Regions from separate parts of the Mus musculus genome. Here region 2 is linked to region 1. The links are chromatin contacts, found by POLR2A ChIA-PET in ENCODE. All regions are on one chromosome and are shown on one strand. The core of a region is the stretch at or near the end of the contact, and the rest is flanking DNA. Distances in the headings are between cores, read along the strand shown. Region 1 holds the start of Smarce1 (SWI/SNF related, matrix associated, actin dependent regulator of chromatin, subfamily e, member 1). Region 2 holds the start of Krt10 (keratin 10).

Evidence for each region. ChIA-PET counts read pairs that join two places held with the same protein, here RNA polymerase II (POLR2A).
Region 2: POLR2A ChIA-PET joins it to region 1 with 17 read pairs in Patski. The contact joins the promoter of Krt10 here to the promoter of Smarce1 in region 1. POLR2A ChIA-PET finds 5 or more read pairs at or near these places in 2 of 5 experiments (Patski and embryonic stem cell).

The regions. Positions count from the first base shown.
Region 1 is chr11:99,227,342-99,234,124 of GRCm38, forward strand. It overlaps Smarce1 (SWI/SNF related, matrix associated, actin dependent regulator of chromatin, subfamily e, member 1), which reads right to left and starts at 3,676. Exons shown (of 11, transcript NM_020618.4): 1 at 3,061-3,676; 2 at 1,156-1,207; 3 at 934-977. The coding sequence starts at 1,162. It overlaps Krt222 (keratin 222), which reads right to left. Exons shown (of 6, transcript NM_172946.3): 6 at 5,420-6,783.
Region 2 is chr11:99,386,203-99,392,985 of GRCm38, forward strand. Krt10 (keratin 10) reads right to left here and starts at 3,162. Exons shown (of 8, transcript NM_010660.2): 1 at 2,537-3,162; 2 at 1,808-1,890; 3 at 1,296-1,452; 4 at 1,028-1,189; 5 at 796-921; 6 at 329-546; 7 at 1-67. The coding sequence starts at 3,130.

The DNA of each region.
Region 1 (6,783 bases), core at 2,426-4,925:
TGGGAGGCTGAGGAAGAAGGATCACCATTTGGAAGCCAGCCTGGGCTACATAAAGACCCTGTCTCAAAACAAAACAAAACAAATCAAAATAATCCTGATTCAAATTTTGTAGGACGTGGTTATGTTAAGTGGTCTTTTTGTTGTTGTTTTAAAATGGTAAGAAAGCCATTTCAGCATTTCAGCAAGGGCCTGTACAGTTTGCTGTTAAAGTGGACTTGTGATTGGATAGTTATTTTACAAGCTGCTTAAGCTGGGAAGAGCTTGTTGGGTAAAAACAGTTCACAACCATTGGACACCTTCAAAACAGATCAGCCGGCAAGCCAAAACAGAACCAAATCCAGTAGCAAGAGCTGACCCATGGGTAACGAAACCCTGGCCTGAGCAGCTTTAAAATAAGACTTATGAGCGTAACTATCCTTAGAACAAGAAACTTTATTTAATGTGAAATTTTTATATGCTGACAAGAAAGTTTAATTAAAAAAGTCGTGTTGCTGGGGTTCCAACCTAGGACACGCTAGGTGAGTGCCTTGCCACTGAGCTACCCAGCCCTTACGGTGAGAGGAAAATGTAACCGGTTGAAGGTTAGGCTTAAAAACAACAAAAAAGAATAAAGGATGCCAGAACGAGCATTTACTCAATATCAACGGAAAGACCCTTCACCAGGGAAAAACGGCAAGAACGGAGTGTTTCACTGATGTCCCGTTAGGAAACAAAGAGCACAGGAGGCTGGAAGCTCACAGTATGTATTTTTAAGTGTTGGGTTTGGCTCAGGTAGGATGAAAGGAGTTATTTTATTTGGTAGGAAGTGCTGTTTTTTAGCTGAATTGTCTATCCTGTGGCTGTGATGACTGAGTGACTGTCAGTGGAAGACATCTGGGTTTTTGTATCAAGGCCAGACTTGGCTATTACATTAACAAGAAAATTAAAACTTACTGTTGCAGGAGCTGGGGTGGGAGGTGGGGCATAAGATGGTCTTTCTGTTTGAAAGAAAATAAATAACTTCTTGTAAACAACTGAGATATAATACTATGCAACAAAACTACCAATGGTCCTGCTTTGAAGAAAAAAAAAAATGAGAGTATTTTGGAATTCCCATTTGCTAGGGCATTAGTCTCGTATTAACACAGATTGATAAATATAAAAATTGAAACTTACTTGACATTTTGGAAGATTAAGTTCTCAGTTCCTTAAGAATGAATCTGAGACACTAAAATAAAAAAAAAGAAAAAAAAGAAAAAAAAAGAGAATCAAAACTCAGCAAGCATAAGAGAATGTTTTCCTAAAGAATAGGGTAGTTTGGTATTTCTGAGCAAAATTACTTCACTATTAATTGCTAGTAATCAAGCCTTTTGCATATTTTTAACTAGTTCTTACATTCATTTGATTGATCAGAATTAAATGATGAAAATAAATTACTGGGAAATTTAGAGTTATATTAGAGATGGATTTTTAGGTTTTTGCTTATGATACTGAGAGCAGCGTCTTGTATGGAAAACATTTTGCTGATGCCATGCAAACGATTACTTAGACTGATAAAAAAAAATAATGACAATAGAATGTGATGTATTATCCGGGTGACCCCAACAAGGCCTACCAGATACTGACAACCCCTGATTAGAAGCTCTGCCTTATTTAGGGAACATCTTTCATTGAAACAGAGTCATGTCTTATTCCTGGAGGCAGTGTGAAAGGTAAGTCAGTATGATAACAAACTTTACATTCTCTTTTGTTGGTAAATAGTTTCATAAGAGCCGGGAACAATTTTCTGAGGCTACTTACAGGACACATGTTGTTCCTTTACAGCTCATTTCAGAAATTATCTCAGGTACTTTCTTGATACATCATCGGGACAGAATAAATTATATCTCGTCTCTGTATTCCTACATGGCTTACAAAGACCAGCGGCACTTTCCCTCCAACAACATGTGAATGTGCTAGGTTTTGCCTTGCAAGAGAGGAGGGATGGTCTAATTTATTACTGTATTATTCAAACATAGCTCAAGTCTTCATAAATTTGGTCCTAGTATGGCCAGCTCGAAACATGGACATATCTGAGCTTGTTCCTTACTCAACATAGACCACAAATGGTAATGCATAAGAGATGAAAACTTATTTTTAGAAGGATGGTGAATACACTTTTTTTTCTCCTAGTTTTCATTTTAAGGAAGTGCCTCAAATCATCAAGGTAAGAGTTTCTGATGTGGAAATAGCTAAGTTTTTTCAATTCATCTCTTTTTTTCCTTCCATCAACACCCAGTAGGCCTTGCTGTGGGGAGCCCCGACAGAAACTGTGACAGGGTCCCTGGTACCTTACACTTCACTGCTAATACTTACAAATGATTGCTCTCCCGGGCTAAGCATATAAACTCTAGTAGTGAGTGGATCTAACCATTGTGCCTGGGACGCAACTCTGTATTTATTGAATTAATTACCTTACTGGTCAGGCTTATAACACAGTCTTACTCACTAGTCACAACGACCCTACCCGATGCGTATGACTGTCCCCATTTTACAAAGGAAGAAAACAGTCTCGGGGCGATTAAGTGTCTAAGGCCAGAGACCCGGAATTGTCAGAGATGGGTTTAAACCCAACCCACACCGTCTCAGACTTCACTCCAGGCCACCCCGGGAATCCTTAAGTCGCTGCCTGAACCAAATAAAAAATAAAAATAAACAAAGGGGGGGGGGGACGACCACCTTCGTGGTGGGTGAGGATCCCCGCTGGCCTTGCCCAGAGGGTTTCCGGAGATCCTTTCCCTGGAGTTTTGTGGCGGGCGGAGGGCGAGCTTTTCTGGAAACTCCCCTGCAGGGGGTTGTGCATTGGTGCTCACCGGCGTCGGGAGTCCCGCGGAAAGGGACTACCGGCGCCTCCGAGGAGCTGTTCCGGACGGGGTTGCCCCGCCGCCGCTAGGCCTCACCGAGGCCGCACCGGCTCTAGCTCCCGCCTCGCAGCCGAGGCCGAACCCCAGCACCCCGCGGGAGCTCGGGGTCCCGCCAAGCAGAAACACCACCGCTCGCCACCCTTCCCCGACCGGGTTGGGCCCACTGGGAAACACTCACCCGCGGGCCGAGCAGGCGCCCGCAGCTCCGGCTTCGCTTCCCTTTGTCCCGCGCTCGCCCCGCCCCTCGCGCCGGAGCTTCCGCGCTCGCACTTTCCACACGCTCCCGGGAATTGTCTGCCGGCCGCGGCCGGCTCCCGGCAGACGAACAGCCCTTCCAGTGAGCACGCGGCGAGGCTTAGGGCGCCAAGGATTTTTAAAAAAAATTTCGTCAGGCTCCTGGGTTTCCTCAGAAGTCTTCCAATTTGGATCCCGTCCCAGTCGGGCGCCGATTCGTCACGGCGAGGAGGGCGGAGAAGGCTGGGCCGCGTTGCGGGCCCTGGTTCGCGGCCCGGCGGCAGGAACTGCGCAGACTGCGCGCCCGGGGCTTCACTGAGGCGGTGGGCGCCGCCGCGTGAGGCGGGCGCCGGAGGGGAAAGGCTCGCCGGAGCCTCTCCCGGGAGAGGGTGGGACGCAGTTCCCACACACCATGCACTCTGGCTTTTCCCTTCGCTCTGGTCTTCAGTCCTCCGCTGATGGACGTATGAATGGAGAAGATGGAGAATGTAGGCGGGGAGGACCCGGGTCGCTGCGTTTAGGTCCTTGCTGGCGCCCAGCGGGGCTCCCCTGCCTCCGCCTAAGCGAAAAGCAACACGGGAGTTTTGTAGTTTTCCCAGATGTTTCTAGAGGTCGAGTGATGGCGGCGGGTTTCTGCGCCTAGGGTCCTCAGATGTCAGCTCACTCCTTCCAGCTGGCATACCTGTGACAATTCACATCCCTTCCCAGGAGGGCCAGTTCAGCTCAGCCTCGCTTGTCTTTAAACAGTTCAGTGTTTCTTTGTGATGCCCTCCTGGAACTTTCCCAAGCCGGTCCTGTATCTGATACCCTCTATATGGGATTGGGCCATCTGCTATCTTGGAAAGTCTTGAAAACAAAGTTTTAGGCATCTGGACCGGACAATTTCATAATTACCAATGATTTCTAAGGGCTAGACATGTAATTGTTCAGTGAGTGTGCGTGGAGCCACCTTTCTGGACCATTCCAGGGCTATTTTTTTTTTAAACTAATTAACGAATACTTTGGCGGATTATACAAAGTAGAGAACACTTGGCTAGTGTGGGTCACGTCACGGTGGAGGAAAAATGAACAGAGCATCTGTGGTTATCTAAGGTCAATGTTAGCATCTAGAGAAACTGGCTGAATGCTGGGACTACCTGTTGGCCCTTATCCTGGTTGTGACAACAGGAAGTGAGGTATCTTTAGAAGTGATAAGTGATAATACTGTCCAGTTCTTCCATCGCCCAATATTTTCATACTCTGGTGAAATTATCGAAATGAACCGGTATTGTAAGGAAAGACTAAAGGAGAGGTTTGTTTTGTTTTGTTTTCAGATGAATGCATAGCATAAGGGAATGATCTGAAAATGTTTTTTTTTTAACACAAAGAGCATAGAGAAGGTGAATGTAGGATCCACACAATTACAGCAGGGATCCAGTGGCTTCTTCCTCTGCCCAGTAATTCCAGCCTTGTTACTTCCCGGTCTTAGCAAGGACTATGGAATGGTGGAAAAGGGGGTACAGGCACAGTGCTCCGGAGCATGTGTGCACGCGCATGCATGCTGCAAGGTGCCATTCCCAGCTGGGCAGTTAGTTCTCTGAAACTCAGCGGTGTCTGCATGCTGTGGTGGGAAAGGGCTGGCACAAAATTGGCTTAAAAAAGGGGAATTGATTGAGTTCTAAGTGGACAGCGGCATGGCATTCTTTCTTGTTCTTTTTACTTCTGTGAGGCGCTAGGGATTGAATCCAGGGTCCCGAACAGGTCCTGCAGCACTTTTCTTTCCTTTCCTTTTTTCTTTTTTTTTTGGTTTTCCGAGACAGGGTTTCTTTGTGTAGCCCTGGCTGTCCTGGAACTCATTCTGTAGACCAGGCTGTCCTCGAACTCAGAAATCTGCCTGCCTCTGCCTCCCGAGTGCTGGGATTAAAGGCGTACGCCACCACACCCGGCCTGCAGCACTTTTCAAATAATGCTGTCTACTATTATATCTCCCCAGAATTATAGGATTTTATAATTATGGTTATGATGCGTGTGTGTGTGTGTGTGTGTGTGTGTGTGTGTGTGTTTGTAGGATCTTACTACGTAGTTCAGGCTGGTCTGGAACTCAAAATCTTTCCTCTGCCTTCCACGAGCTGGGATCGCAGGTGTGTACTGTCAGCACCTAGCTGGATTTTAAAACTTAATCCTTAATTTATCTTGGAAACCAAGTTAAACCCTTCATCTCCTATCACTGGAGCTGTCTTCCTCAAGTGATTTAGCTTTGTTTGGCTTAACCATGCACAGACATCTTTGAAATAGGAGAACCCAAATACAAGGAAGCCTTAGAGTTCATGTTTAAATTTTTTTTTATTATGGTGGCATCATTTACTTTGGTAAATTCATATTCTGATTTTAAAATGCCTCAAAGCAAACAAAACTCATTTACAAATTCAAGTACTGCATGTTACACACAGAATAGCCACACAGTGGAACTTCTCTAGCAAGCTGTTAATTCACAATGCCCAGTCCCAACACTGCAGTAGATTGCACTAAATGTATCGCTTTATCGTAATTGTTGTTGCATAATGCAGTAACCAGTACAATGGCTAATATGATTGCAGTCAAAGCTTTAATAAAGTAGCAGCATTTAATGATGAATACTCCCCCTCCCTTTTTTTTTTCCCTGAGGTCCAGACCCAGTGCCTCCTATGTGCTAGGTGAAGTTCTGCCACCTTGCGGTACCCCCAGCCTGAAAGAAACATTTAATGTGTAGGATGCAATTTTAGGTCAGGCGCTTATTCAAGAATAAGTGCTTAATATGCTGTTGTAACATTGAAGAACAGCATCGTTCATTTTTACTCACTAACTAGAGTGAGTCAGGCTGAAGGCAACCTGGAGTAATGAAAAAGGGGAACGTTAAACCTCTGGATTACACTAAAAGCTAACTAATGTAAGTTCCTTGTGGCTAAAGCATATTTACTAGTCAACATATATACACACATGTGGAGAGGGAGGGAGGGGGAGAGGAGGGTGGGCTTTGAAGGCCCCACTAAAATGCTAATATAGCTGTAGCCCTTAGATGATACTTGAGCTGAGAACAAAGAACAGTGGCCAATGGTTTGTACTCCTTATTTGTTGTTGTTTAGGAAAAAAAAAGCCTAAAATATCTAAATGTCGTAAAACAGATATCTACTATTTAAGGTCTCAAAGTAAATGTACCTGCATTAAACAAATTTAGGTTGTTTTTTAAAAAACAAAACAAACTTTGCAATGGGGCTAGAGAGATGGCTCAGAGGTTAAGAGCAGTGGCTGCTCTTCTAGAGGTCCTGAGTTCAATTCCCAGTAACCACATGGTGGCTCACAACCATCTGTCATGAGATCTGATGCCCTCCTTCTGGGGTGCAAGCATATATGTATAGCAAGTAAATAATAACAATTAAAAACAAAACCAGAAAACAACTTTGCAACAATTTTTCACTTATTCACAAATATATTTTACATCTCTATTTATTACAGTTTGAACAATTTAAAATCAAGTTCTGCAGGCACTCTTAGCTCAGATAGCAGTACTATGCTGTTAGCTCACAGAAATGACTGCAAGGACTATTTCTCTGAGTTCATAGACTCTTTCCTCTCAGGCCCATAGCACACGCTACTCACACTTCATTTTGCAGATGGTGAGCAGCTGGGTAACTGTCCTGGTAACTGGATT
Region 2 (6,783 bases), core at 1,912-4,411, 160 kb after region 1:
ACCGGAGCTTCCGCCGTAGCTACCGCCGTGGCTGCCGCCGCCGCGTCCGCCGCCGCCACCGCTGGAGCTAAAGAAAGTGTGGAGGTCAAATGCGGCCACTTCTAATGTGGGAGCGTCAGGTCGCGCTCCAGTGCAGTATTGATAATCCAGTCAAGTTTGTGGATTAGTTTCCAGCCATTCGTAACGGATATTCATACACACAGCCCTAATTCCTAAACCCATTCCTGCTCCCCTTCCCGCCTCTGGCTTTTCCTTGGGCTTGGGCAAGCTTTGCTATGTGCAGTGCTGAAGGAAAGCGGTGGAGGATTTTTGCAGGTTTCCGATGTACCTTCCCTCTCCTTCTAGCAGGCTGCGGTAGGTCTGAATCTCGTTCTCCAGTCGGGTCTTGATGTCTAGGAGTTGTTGGTACTCGGCGTTCTGGCACTCGGTCTCAGCCCGAATCTGTTGCAGCTGTTCCTCCAGGGCGGAGATCTGGCTTTGAATCTGGGAGAGCTGCACGCAGTAGCGACCTTCTGTTTCTGCCAAGGAGGCTTCCAGCGATTGTTTCTGAGAAGAAGGGTTTATTAAGGTGAAACATGGGATTCAGGAAGACCTCGTAGAAGGAAAGTAAATTAGGATTCGTGCTAGGCTGCACTGCCAAAGTTTGAGCAGGACTGCCTCCATGTGAGCAGTTCTTTTTTTTCCCCCCACACGCCCACAAGCTGCAATTTCGATTCTAATTTCTTGCCCCCAAGTCATTTTTAGCATGAACAATTGCAGGATAAAATAGAAGCCAGGTTATAAGATTTAACGTACCAGGGCCAGCTGGGACTGTAGTTCAATCTCCAGACCCTGAACAGTACGTCTCAATTCAGTGATTTCAGACTTATGGCTGGACATTTGTTCAATGTTGCTGTCGATTTCTGTGGTGAGTTCCTTGCTCTAGAGGATCAAAAAAAAAAAAAAAAATAGGGAAAAGATGAGACCATTTGGGCATGCTAAGAAAAGCTCCATGGGCTTCACTAAGAAGGGTGATTGGCTAGTTTACCTTCTGATTGAACCACTCTTCAGCATCCTTGCGATTCTTTTCTGCAAGTTGTTCGTATTGGTTTCTCATGTTGTTCAGCAGCTGAGTCAGGTCAACCCCTGGGGCAGCGTTCATTTCCACATTCACATCACCAGTGGACACATTTTGAAGGTCTCTCATTTCCTGTTTGAGGAGCAGTTAGATTTAATTAGTGAGTACACCACGACCCAGATGAGCTTTTTTTTTTTTCTTTAAAAGGGGGGAATGTAATTATGTAAATTTGTGTCACCTCTTCGTGGTTCTTCTTTAGGTAGGCCAGCTCTTCGTTCAGACTTTCGATCTGCATTTCCAGGTCAGACTTGCTAAGGGTCAGCTCATCCAGTACCCTGCGCAGGCCATTGATGTCGGCCTCCACGCTCTGGCGCAGGGTCACCTCATTCTCGTATCTGAAGCAAGCAAGATACAAACACTGAATATACAGGAGGATGACGGTATACCTGGATATACACGGACTACAGTGCAGATACAGATTTGGTTTCATGTCATGGCAACATTCATAATACACGAATTCATGTAGGAATATTAATTAATATAGTTTGATTTGAAGAAAGCTGTCACTTTAAAACACACCCTCCTTTAACGATTGCCCAAAAGATATGACAATTAAATTAAAAAAAAAAAACAAACAGCTTAGCACTGTTTCACTCCAGATGAGTTCAGGAGAGTGTAAAAGCTGTTGTGGGCATCCAGGAGCATTGTTGGAAGCCCCTGCTGTGTGTGCACCACATCCACATAGCTTACTTCAGCCTGAAGTCATCAGCTGCCAGGCGGGCATTGTCAATCTGCAGCAGCACGTTGGCATTGTCAGTTGTCAGGGTGAGGATCTGAGGGGAGAGACACACGTTATTGAAAAGATCAGGTGGGCTTCTGGCTTCTCAGGTTAGCATAGGTGAGTTGCATTTTAGATAGTTCTCTGACAAACTAAACATGGACTGTCCCAGACTTGCCCATACTTCCCCTCAGGTCTTTCAGGACCTTTATGGCTATGGTTGCTTTTTGAGCACTGGCTGGGATTGTACTATTCCTGCAGCCGACCCTTTCCTTTATAGTATGTGATTTGTTTGTGTTGCAGCTAACTTTTGAGTGACTCATGTTTGTATCTGTTTAACTTGTTATAAATACTTCTAGGGGTGAATTTATACATATCTATACATATATATGCATATATGTAACATACTCATTTAAAATTATCTTAGCTCCCACACTTATGTATGACCTAGCCTATTTTAACTGTGAACTCGCATATGTGTGTTAAAACCTATAAGGTTCTCAGTAGTCTGTCATCCTGGACGACAGGCAACACACATGCTAGATGACACATTGCCATAAATATCTTTGATGAGGCCTGGTTACACTAGACATGAAAAGGTAACAGGGAAGAGACAGCAGTCAGCTGTGCCACACTTGGCATAGCTTCCTCTGCATTGCATGCCTAGGAACGATGGAAAGCCGGAGTCTGAAGCGCCTTACCTGCCCCTTAAGGTCCTCGATGGTTTTGTAGTATTTGCTGTAGTCCCGGGGCTCTCGCTGGCTTGAGTTGCCATGCTTCTCGTACCACTCCTTGATTTTACCCTCCAGCTCGTAGTTTGACTCTTCCAGAGCCCGGACTTTGTCCATGTAGGAGGCCAGGCGGTCGTTCAGGTTCTGCATGGTCACCTTCTCGTTTCCGGAGAGAAGGCTGCCACCATCTCCTCCGAATCCACCACCGCCAAAGCCTCCTCCATAGCTACCGCCACCAAAGCTGCCTCCACCGAAGCTGCCACCTCCACCGAAGCTGCCACCCCCAAAACTGCTACCTCCATAGCCTCCCCCAAAGCTGCTTCCTCCATAGCCTCCCCCAAAGCTGCCTCCTCCTCCAAAACCTCCGTAACCACCTGATGAGCCCCCAAAGCAACCTCCCCCAGAGCTCCCACGGCTAAAAGAGCCACCGCTGAAGCCTCCTGAGCTATACCCTCCACCAAGAGAGCCCCTGGTGCTGGAAACCCTGACGGATCCACCACCGCCTCCTCCTCCACTGCGGGAGGAAGAGAACTGCTTGCTGCTGGAGCTGTATAGAACAGACATGGTGGTGTAGTGTAGCCCAGGGAGTGCCTGCTACCAAGGACAGTGCCGAGCCTTTATATACTGAGAGGGCGTGTCTCACAGGTGCTAGGCTTTGCTTACTTGCATGGTTTTCTTTTTGCCAGCATAGCATCTTTGGCTTATGATTGCATAAATTATCTTCAGTAATAACCAATACCTTTTCAATGCTTTTGAATTTGCCCTGAGTACAGATGGGAAATTTGCTATGTTGAAACTGAGAATGGGTGGAGTTCACATGAGTACATTTTACCTTTTGAAGATCATTGAGTAACTATTAAAAATCTAATTTTCTAATGTTAATTTAGCTTGTACTTAGTACTTGCTAGGTTCAAAAAGTAAAAGAACTTTGCTTATAAATTGTAGTTGAAATAAGGATTTTTCAAATTCCTGTTTTAGATAGCTTTGCGAATTGCAGTAAGTAGCAAGTGTGCTGAAATTGAGCTGTAAGAAGGATCTTGAAGTAAGTAAAAAATAGGATATGGTGAACTATTAGTGTTAAGAAATTGCCACATTTAAGAAGCAAGATTTAGGAAATTATATGTATGTATATGTAATATATATGTGTACATATAATATATAGTATATATTAATATATGGGATATATCACGTATACGTAAGAGATTATATATATGTATCTTGAGAGTATATTCATATTTCTTGCTTAGGGAACTGTACACAGGAATGACTATGGAATCTTTAAATTCTTGACAAAACCATGAACTTATTCTGCTTCATACTTTTCAGTTCATGGTTCGGGTGCCTGTGAAGAGCATGGGGCAGGGATTCTAAGCACGGGTGCCTGTGAAGAGCATGGGGCAGGGATTCTAAGCACGGGTGCCTGTGAAGAGCATGGGGCAGGGATTCTAAGCACGAGAACCGAGGAACTAACCTGAAGTGCCTTAAGCTCCGGGCTGATTACAAAGAGAGGTTTATTGCACGAAAAGTTTTCTTGTAGCTACATAAATTTAGGTTACAGACTGGCACTTGGTTCAGGACTTTTAGGACAGACTTGTACTTCTGTTTCCAAGCTAGATTTCCCCTCTCAGTAAACAAGAAAAACATATTTCCCTTGGATACACTGTGCTCAGACTTCAGTGGGACAGTATCCAGGGAAGTATTTAATTGGGACTTTACATGACATAAATTTATTTTATAACTACCCATAGGCTATGACATTGCTCTTGTTAAAATATATCACATATATAGTTATATGTATAGATTCACACATGTTTTAGAATTATGTAATGCTTTTTTGAGATAGGTCAATTTAAAAATCTCTAGAACAATGCACTGATAGGGCTAGCTGTTACAGTCTCAATTTTGTCAGGAAGGTGAAGCTAAGAAATGGAGTGATTTTTTCCTAATGCTAGCTGGCTGAACCGCAGTTGGAAGCCTGCTTGAGTCTGAGATTTGTCAGCTTTCTACTCTTCCACCTTGCATATTCCTTCTCTCCCATGGTAGATTTGCTGTTAGAGGAACTAAGGCTCCAGATCTCACCACTTGCTTCTCCCCATGGGGAAAAAGCAAAACAGAAAGAGCATGGAAATGGGAAAAATATTGAAAACCCAGGGACTTGACAGGGTTCCATTAGTAATTGCTTCTTCAAATGAAGTTTGTAGCTGCACATTCCATAGAACGGGGGCTACAGGAATCTGCAGGGAAAGGGGATTTGGCTGCCAGTATTGGTGAGGCGCTGCTTGTGAGCTGCGGGTTCCTGCCGCCAGGCTGCAGCTCCTCCACTCCTCCAACCTGTCAGAACCTGCAAGTAGGGCAGCAGCTGAAAGAAACAAAAAAGCCCTGAGCGTGGGAATTGATTGTTGTGAAGATAACATGTACGATAAATGGAGGCTAACAGGAGGGAAAGAAGACCCTGGCTGCTTCAGAGAGGTGAAGCCTCCCTCCCAGGACTTGACGAAAAGAGAAAGCAAAGCGCTCTCGGTGTTCCTGATGGCCGCCATGGGTTTAGGGTTTTGTTTTTCCTAGGTTTTCTTTAGTGTTAGCTTTTAATTTTCTGTGCTGGAGAAAAACATAAAAACCTCAATCTACCTTAAGATTGGACTAAAAATAGTAGGAAGAGATATCCACCATTTCACGGAGCAAACCTTTGTCTTTTTTTGCACTCACCGCCTGAATCGAGTCTTTGGCATGAGTGGGATCACAGAGATGCCAATGAGAGTGTCTGACATGAGCCCTGGCATCTCTCGCATGTGGTTGTCATAACCAACCTCCTAATCCCTCTGCCCTCAGAGTTGCTGTGTGTATAAGTCATGAGACGTCCAGATGGGGATGGCATTCCTTAAGGAGCTCTCCAAGTCATTGCAGTCTGACAGAAGGGAAATGCTAAGACCCGCAACTTAAGTGGTTCATGAATGGCAAAGGAGTGTGGGGCTGGGTGGAGCCCACATTTCCCTCCCATGTGTGGTCTTCAGATGGCTTACTTTCAGTCTCCCCCCAGTTCTCTAAGAATAGGTATTATGTGCCTAATTTTATAGCTGGAAAACACTAAACCTTAGAAATTTATAGAAATTATCCCAGAGGCGCAGAACTGGTTGTGCTAGAGTCTGGTTTTGCTATAGCGACAGAGATGATAGTTTTCCACGACATTGAACTGACGTTGATGAGGTCACTCATCAACTGGACTGAATTCCACAGCACAGTGGAATTGAGCTGAGTCTTGTGAAGCATGGGTTAGAATCTTCAGTATGTGCAACAGCAGAGAGAGGGCTGTTCTGGGAAGTGAGGACTGAAAAAAATACCCAGGTGTTTTAGCAGGTGGAGACTCGAAGTGGACCAGTTTGGTTGGAACGAGTCGCCCATATTCATTAATTTATTCATTTCTTCAACAGGTTTAATTGAGCGCCTATAATATGACCTGGGTTTACACAGATGACTAAGATATAATTTCTGCTCCTCAAGGGATATAGTGTGTCCCTGGAGAGGCAAACCAACATGCCCACGGAGGATCCAGGAGACTGTTAGAACAGTCTAGGCTGCCTTGGAGGGGATGGGCAGAGTGCTAAGGGAGTACAGAGCAGGATTCCGGGAGTTGTGTGAGAGACTTGTATAGCTCATTGTGACAAGGTATTGCTAAGGTCCATGCCTCTTCATTGACCAACGTGTAAAATTCAGTGATCCTAAATCTGCATTATCTTAGATCCTCCCACCCCTCCCAGTTTCTTCGTCTGTACTGTGATGGAAACTGCCTGGTGGCTCTGGAGGCTGCTGTAGGGATTCCGTGGGTGGCCTCTGGAGTCGGACTCACTGTTTACTGTGAAGCTTGATCCTCGTTTCCTCTCTCTAAAGTAGGAATTATAACTTTGCTAACTGTGGTGTCATCTTGGGAGACTCATGAGTTAACAAATACAACGCATTAGGATAGCAGATGGCAGGCGTAGCGGAAGAGCTTGGCGAACGCTTTTGTTATTCTCACTGATTTCTGTTTCTTACAGCCTAACCCACTTAGGGCTGCAAAATATGAAGGCATGAGCCATGGGAGATGGCTTAGGTGCCACAGTGCTCGTACTTGCTGAGCTCATTCAGCCCCTCAGAACCTGTGTGAAAAAGCTGAGCATGACGATCCCTCCCTGGAATTCCAGTGCAAGTAGACAGAGACCAGCGGCCCCCTGAGGCTGGCT